Regions from separate parts of the Homo sapiens genome. Here all the other regions are linked to region 3. Evidence: chromatin loops called from intact Hi-C (ENCODE). Cell type or tissue: Caco-2. All regions are shown on one strand.

Region 1 (2,500 bases), 66 kb after region 3:
GGGCCTCTGGTTCAGGACCAGGGTGCATGAGCATCACCTGGAGGAGATTTTTAATACAAATGCAGGGGCTGAGCTGCTGGCCTAGGACATAGAAGGACCATTCCCATACCTCACAGTCCAGCTGTCTCCCCATTCCCTCCCCCCTACATGCTGTTGTGTTTCCAAGTTCATGCCTGTGTGCACACCTGCACACAAGGGAATAGGAAAATGGCTTTGATGTATGGAATCATGTCTACAAGCTGCTTCAGTCAGGGGCCCTTCTTGCTGAGAGACCAGGCAGCTTTCCCAGGGAGCCCCAGGGCAGGGGCCTGAGGCACCTGCTTCCTGTTCTGTCCCCTGAGAGCTCCGCTTTGCCGGGAGAAAGGAGAAGCCTAAACAGGGTGGGCTGGGTCTGCGAGGCCTGCCTAAGGCTGCCCTCTGCCTTCCCAGCCCTTCAGTCCCTGATCCTTTCGGGCCCCTCCTAGGCCAGAATGTCCCAGATTAGATGGGGTGGGGAGGATGTCTTCTGGTTGCTGTAGGCCTGCATTAGGGGAGTATCCTCTCTGGTCCCACGTGGGGCAGGTGCCCAGAGCCAGGAATGAGCCGCCTGTGGTGATTCCTGTGTGTCTGGAGTCCAGGAGTCCCTTGCACTGTTGGCCAGTGGTCACTGTGCGGTGATTGACTGGGCTCAGTGTCTGTAGCTTTTGTCTGAGCCCCTTGCACCCCTCCCCGGGGATGATTGTCTGAGTTGGTGGATGTTAATCTGCAGCCCCTGAGAAGCTGCCTGGCAAATGGGAGGTTAATGTGCAAACAGCGGGGAGCATTGTCCATGTGTGAGGCTGGACAGCAAGTGGGAGGGAAATAGTTAAAAATCCTATTCATGGCTCAGGAGGGGAGGAGGGGTGGGCGCAGGAGCAGGCCCGGCCTTGTGCTAATCTTGCTGGAATGTAACTAGTTCGGGCAGTTTCTGGCTTCGATGTGCTTTGGGGCCGGTTGGCGTCCCCCCCGCCCCAACCCAGTACATCGATGGTGCGTCCGCGCGCCGAAGGCTGCTCTTTGTGTTCTCTGCAGCCACAGCTTAGAAGCGTCCGAGTCAGACCGCTTTCAGTTGTAAGGATGGGGAGGGAGGAAGCTCAGCGAGGCAGTTGTGTTATCCAAATCCACAGGCTCTTTCTCTGTTGGAGGATTTGGGTGGGGGAAGGGAATGGGCAGAAGAGAATGTTCAAGGAGAAAGACCCTAAACCTGTTGGGTCAGGCTGCTCAGCTGCCTAGAGGCCTGGGAATGCCTAGGGGGAAGCCCCTGCTTCCGGACACACAATCAATTACATATAACAGTGGGGCCTTGTGTGTGTAGGCGGGACACTGGGAGGGGTCGGCTCACAGCTCATGTTTTAATGCTTTACAAGGAGAGTGTGTTCATGCATTGCTTCTGCAACTTATAATCAATTTAAAACATTCTACATCTTGATCTAGGCTGGTGGTTACATTGATATTTACATATTGGGCCAGGTTTGGTGGCTCATGCCTGTAATTTGGGAGGCCGAGGTGGGTGGATCACCTGAGGTGTCAGGAGTTCGAGACCAGCCTGGCCAACATGGCGAAACCATCTCTAATAAAAATACAAAAATTAGCCGGGTGTGGTGGCGGGCATCTGTAATCCCAGCCACTCGGGAAGCTGAGGCAGGAGAATCACTTGAACCTGGGAAGCAGAGTTTGCACTGAGCTGAGATCGCACCATTGCACTCCAGCCTGGGTGACAGAGTGAGACTCTGTCTTAAAAAAAAAAAATTACATATTAAAAATTCACTAGAGCCTGGGCAACGTAGTGAGACCCCCATCTCTACAAAAGTTTTAAGAATTAGCTGGCTGTAGTGGCACATGCCTGTGGTCTCAGCTACTCGAGAGGCTGAATCAGGAAGATTGCTTGAGCCCAGGAGTTCGAGGCTACAGTGAGCTCTGATTGAGCCATTGCACCCCAGCCTGGGCAACAGAACAAAATCCTGTCTTAAAGATTCATTGAGCCGCACACGAGATTTGTGTACTTGCTTATGTATACATATTACACCTTAGTTTTAAATATTTTAAATTAATTTAAAAAAAGAAAAATCCCTCCTTCCTGACCTACCAAGGCCTTGGCTGTCCAGCACAGCTGCAGGGAGGAAGAACAGGTTCCCCGGCTTAGCTCCAGGGCATCCTCGGACTGCCCACTGGAGTGGGCGCTGAGCTCCCACACCGCTGTTTGGAAACAGAATGAAGTTGCACAGCAGCCAGATTCTGGGGCTTCCCCACCCAAGTTTGCCACTTTGCTCATGGGATTTGAAGAAAGCATCAAAGGCAGCAGCTTTAGAAAATAGCTCCAAGGGCCCCCCTTGGAGTGAGGTCACCTTCTCAGCTCACAGAGGGCTGTGGTGCCAGCTGCTGGCCACACATGCCCACGGGGCTGCTCTGGCCCTGCCTGACCCTGACTGGCTTCCCCTTGCATCCCCTGGGGAGCCCACGCCCACTGCACAGCATACCCACC
Region 2 (2,500 bases), 74 kb after region 3:
AGAATGGAATGATTGGCTGGCTAGAAAATGGATGGAGGGTGTTGTTGGGAATAGGCAGTTGGAGATGGGAAGGGTAGGCCAGGGCTTTAATGCCCACTGAGCAGGCATCGGGAACCGCTGGAGCTTTTGTTGGGGGTAGGGTGGAGGGGGGGAAGTAATGCAATCACAGGAAGGGTGGGCTGGCCTGGGGAGGGGCTGCCGGCAGGAGGGCAGCTCAGAGTCTTTACAGAGGTCCAGGGCAGTGAGCAGCAGAGATGAAGGGGAACAATTGGAGAGACAGTCCAAGTTAGAATGACAAGACTTGGTCCCCTGTCAGTTGTAGAGAGTGAGGGAAAGAGAAGAGGCCAGAATGATCCCCAAGGTTTGTACAATACTCAGGGTGACCGCATGTCCTGGTTTACATCATCCATCATAATTGTTAAAGGTGTTCCCTTTCACTTTCAAAGGAGCCTTGGTTGATAGGATGTAGGAAACAGGATCAGGGCTGGATTTTGATGAGTCTGTGTGGGATTGAGCTGCCTGTAGCACGGTGTCAAGGAAGCACTTGGAGATGAGGAGGAAGGCTGGAGCCAGCTGCAGAGATGAGCGTGATCACCGCGTGGGTGCCAACCTGCAGGGGGAGGAGGAGACTACCCAGAGAACACCAGCTTTCGAGGCATAGGCCAAGGTTCTGAGGAGCGGCTGGAGGAGTAAGTGGAAAACCAGCCGAAAGGGTGCCCCAGAAGCTGAGGGGCCTCTTAGGAAAAAGACCTGGAAGATGACATTGGGTTTGGTAGTTAGGAGGTCAGCAGTGGCCTTAGCGAAAACAGGGCCAGTGACGTGGAAGGCAGGTGGCAGTGGGCCGAATGATTGGAGGGAGTGGAGGCATTGACAGTGGGGGTTTGACGGTTTTGTAAAGAGCTTGTAAGGGAGAGACGGCCTCAGCACAGGGCCCATCCAACTGTGGGTCTCCAGCCAATTGCACTGATTTTTCCTGCCCATTCTTCCTTCTTTGAAGGGAAAAATGGAAATTGAAGAGGAAGAAATCAATGACCCATTTGAACCATGACTTGGAGTTTAATTCAGCGTGTATCTGAGTGACTACGTGAGTACTCCTGACCTCCAGGAATGGATAGAATGGAATATGGAAAATCAAGGTGGATCAAATGAGAATTTGGCCAGTGGACTTACAAAAAAGTATTCAAATGGGCCACACCTACCCAGTCTGGTGCTGTGCATGCATCACAAATCCTCGGACATGAGATGGAGTTGTCACCTGGTCAGTGATTGGGTTTCAGAGTCTGGATAGGAACTGGGGGCTCAGGAAGGAAGTGGCAAAGATGTGGAATTTTCAGGTCATCATCAGGCCTGAACAAGACCTGATCACCACCCAGTCTCGGTCCTCAAACAGCTGCTTGTGAAAGTTAAGTTCTGTAACCAACTTCATGCACAGGCTATGCCTAGAATTGGTGTTCTACTAGGTCAGTCAGGAAGTGACAGGGGATTTGAGAAATGTTTTTAGAGCCTTTGTGCTCTGAAATGTACCCTCCTCCCTAACCCAACTAGCCTAGCCTGGATGCTTGAAATTCCATAAAGACCAAGCCCTGGATTTGATTGGAGAGTTGGGGGAATGTGTTGCAGCCCCTCTCCCAACCCAGAAAGAAGGCATGTAATGTGCTAACGCCGTTAGGAGTGTTTATGGCATATGGGTTATGATATTGAATTTGTCCAATAAACCATCAGGAAACTTGTGTGGGCATTTCCTGTCTCACTTTGTGATGGCTAATTTATGAGGGCTGCTGTCAGGTTATAGATTCTCCATTTTTACCAGAAACTTCCACCTTGAGCCTTATAATGGATCCACCGGAATGAAGATATGTATTCTAGGCAAGGATTTAGGTAGGGGAGAACCATGAACCTGGCACACAGTAGCACTAAACAGTGTTTAATGGGTAAGTGGGTGGATGCTTGCTCTGGGCTGTGAAAGAAGAGTGTAAAAGAGACAGGACCATAGATCCAGGAAGGTCATCTTTGAAAGAGAAGCCCAAACAATGGGTAGAAACTACAGAAAGTTATGGAGGGGTAGGTGTGAGCATTTGGGGACCACTCTGATCGCACATTAATATTACCTGGGAGCTTAAAAAAAAAAAAAGTAGATGCTTAAGCCCCACCCTGGAAGAGTTAAATCATAATGGGGAACGCAGACAGGAATCAGTGTTTTTAAAGCTCCTCCCAGCAGCCCTGGTGCCAGTGAGATCTGAGAACTAGCAGACTGGGTTGTCTCCTCTGGTTGAATTGGCGCCCAGACCTTCCCCCAGAGGGGAATCCCTCTGGAAGGGAAAGAGTGGAGGAGAGTGTCCAGGGCGGGGCTGTAGAGTGGACCCTTCCTCAGCCAAGGAAGGACTCGTGCAGCTGGCAGTCACAGCACTTACTGGCCCCAGCGTATGTTGCCCAGGAACCATTGAAGGCTTCCAAACGGCTGAGGTCACATTTTTCCAGGCCCTAATGGGAACGGTTGGGA
Region 3 (2,500 bases):
TTTTTATTATGACAAGCTAATTTAATTTTAATTGCTCCTTATAGTATTGCATTATGAGGAGGAACTATCTTTAATTATCTTTTTGGGGGGGTGTTTCTAAAGTAATGTGATCTCAGAAGCAGAGCATCGTCCCTTCCAAAGTAGCCACCTGACTGTGAACTTAAAATATTTGTGTGCAACAGTGTAAATAGACTTCTCTGCTCCTCCAACTGGTGGAGGCTGCCCTTCCCCCCGAAGCAATTAAAAGAATTCCAGATGGGTGATTCTCCCCTTCCTGGTCCTATTTAAAAATACAAGTGTCGCTTCGGGGATTTTTTTTTTCCTGGAATATACCAAGTGAGTGACACAAGAATTGGGACTCTCCATTCCTGATTTAAATATTGGCCGTGTCCTTTCGAGATCATTTTTCTTGGTGACATGTTAGACAATCTCAGGTCAGTCTGTGTCCTTAAAGATCACTGTGGGTGTCAGGAATGCTGCTTACAGATGTACATGATGGGCACATGGAGGCGCCCTTCAGGGCCTTTGGCTCAGATCCCCATCCTGCTCTTAAAGAAAAGGGCATTCTGTTATTTATTTGTTGGATTTTAATTTCTGCCTCTAGCCCTCTAAGGCTTCTCCATGTAGTGCCATCCTCTGCTGCTGTTACCACCATCAGGGGTGGGGGTAGGGGTGCTGTACAGTTGGCGGCCAGAGGATGCCATTGAAAAGTGGAGAAGTCTTCACACTGCTCTTTGTGGAAGGACGGCCTCCCTTCCCGTGGGCAAACCCCGGGGCTGGAGCCCTCCCAGCTGCCCAGTGGCTTTTGTGTGTGTGCAGCTTTCAGCTCCTGTCCATCAGGCTGAAAGGGCCCATTCAGGGGCATTCATGCGCCTCCGAGACCCCGGCCGCCTGGACACAATCAGCTGAGAGGGGCGCTGCGAGCCTTGCACATGAGAATGCGCCCACTCGGCCTGCCTCCAATTGTTTGGAGAAGCCCAGGGCCCGGGAGTGAGCCCAGAGGAATGACACTGGACAGCCACTTGGGGTTCATTCATTCTGTGCACTTGGAGCCTCTGGAAGGGAGGGGTGGGAATACCTTGCAGTGAGCTGGGAATGAGCAAGTTCAGGGCTGCTAGGGCTTATCTTTGGTCCTGACCTTCAGCTTTTATCTTTGTGTACACCTCTTGGAGCCCCTGCTTAAGGGTAGAGACCTTGTCTTCTTTATCTTTATAGTCCCACATACCTGAGGCACTCAGTAAGTCCTTGTTGAAGGAGTGAACTACATTGCTGCTCCTTTCATATAGCCCCAGGCACACTGATGTACTTTACTGTCCTTTGAAGAGGCCACAGAATATTTTGCCTCTTGGGGTGTGATCACCTTACTGAAAAGACTGGGCTCACCTCTTAGGTCAAGGAGAGTAGACTTTGAGATCTTGGAGGGACGAAGGACATTTTCAAGGTGGGAAGTTGCCGTAGAACAGAGTGCTGATGGCCAGGGATCTGCATTTGGAATTTGAGAGGCTGAGTAAGGAGCACCATAGGCCTCTGCAGAGGCCAGTCTTGGGTGGCTGGTTTGCAGGAAAGGGCAGGACCTGGTGCTGACTTGGAACCAGTTGGTGGTAGATGTGGAGATGGGAGAATGGACTTCATGGACACTTACCATATGGCAGCCAACACCCTGGGAACCTCTGGCACCTGATGACTGACCTAGGAACATGGGGGAATGAAAAGCACAGGCCAAGATGCTAAGGAGCCTTTGTGTTTCTTAGTTTTACAAAATTGTGTTTAAGGATCACAGCAGCAGCAGTCACAGTAGTAGCCAAAGAGATAGTAGAATCTTCTATTTATTGGGAACTTACTGGACTAAGAGCTTTGTACATAATACTTCACTGACTTAAGCTGTTCTGTTGTTATATACACCCACGTATGAGTGGTAAGTGCTGCAGGCATTTTAAGGTAGGAAAGGTTATTATTCCCATTTATGGACGCAATACCTGAGGCTCAGAAATATTAAGTGGCTTCCCAAGGTGAGTGGCAGAGCTTCAGTGGAAACGGGGGCTTAGGCTCTTAGCAACTGAGGCGAGGGCTGCTGCCAGCATTAATGACTCTGGTGCAGTGAACTGAGTTATCTTTATAATTTCTCCTTCAATTTTAAGTGTTAAGAAAGAAGGAAGAAAAGGAAAAATACCTCTACTAGTCTTTAAGAGCCTTATAACTTATTTGGAGAAACGCAGCACACAATATAGAAACACTTGCCAAGCTGCCAGTGCCGAGTGGTGGTATCAGTGCTGAGGACAGATAGGGAAAAGCTTTCCTACTTGTCACATACCCTGGGGAGGTGATCACAAACCCACTGCATGGCCTTCCTCCCAAGGAAGGAGTTAGGTTGCCCCATGGCTAAGGGAGGGATGTAGAACCACTTAACATGACATTGGTTTCAAACCCTCTGGTCCCGCCAGCTTCTTCTGTTAGGCACAGGTGCTATGTGACATCTCACAGACCCTGATCTGGTGCCAGC

Evidence for each region. Peaks named below come from ENCODE experiments on the same cell type or tissue, not always from the same donor. Only the 100,000 strongest peaks of a DNase experiment are listed, where the experiment ranks them.
Region 1: a loop joins it to region 3, with 4 times the contacts of the local background. A loop is called at or near these places in 10 of 110 quality-filtered maps.
Region 2: it touches region 3 in a loop (5-fold over the local background); 2 of 110 quality-filtered maps call a loop at or near these places.

What each region holds. Positions count from the first base shown.
Region 1 is chr2:85,255,228-85,257,727 of GRCh38, forward strand. All of the region lies in intron 3 of TCF7L1 (transcription factor 7 like 1), which reads left to right. Among named protein-coding and RNA genes, the nearest start is that of TCF7L1-IT1, 70 kb to the left of the region's middle. RefSeq lists enhancers at 268-990, 991-1,714. In Caco-2, no CTCF peak of the experiment used is centred here; DNase peaks (open chromatin) are centred at 314, 944, 1,234 and 2,208; H3K4me3 peaks cover 928 bases.
Region 2 is chr2:85,263,175-85,265,674 of GRCh38, forward strand. All of the region lies in intron 3 of TCF7L1 (transcription factor 7 like 1), which reads left to right. Among named protein-coding and RNA genes, the nearest start is that of TGOLN2, 64 kb to the right of the region's middle. RefSeq lists an enhancer at 1-291. In Caco-2, no CTCF peak of the experiment used is centred here; a DNase peak (open chromatin) is centred at 1,556.
Region 3 is chr2:85,188,899-85,191,398 of GRCh38, forward strand. All of the region lies in intron 3 of TCF7L1 (transcription factor 7 like 1), which reads left to right. Among named protein-coding and RNA genes, the nearest start is that of TCF7L1-IT1, 3.7 kb to the left of the region's middle. RefSeq lists an enhancer at 893-1,394. In Caco-2, no CTCF peak of the experiment used is centred here; DNase peaks (open chromatin) are centred at 230 and 1,223.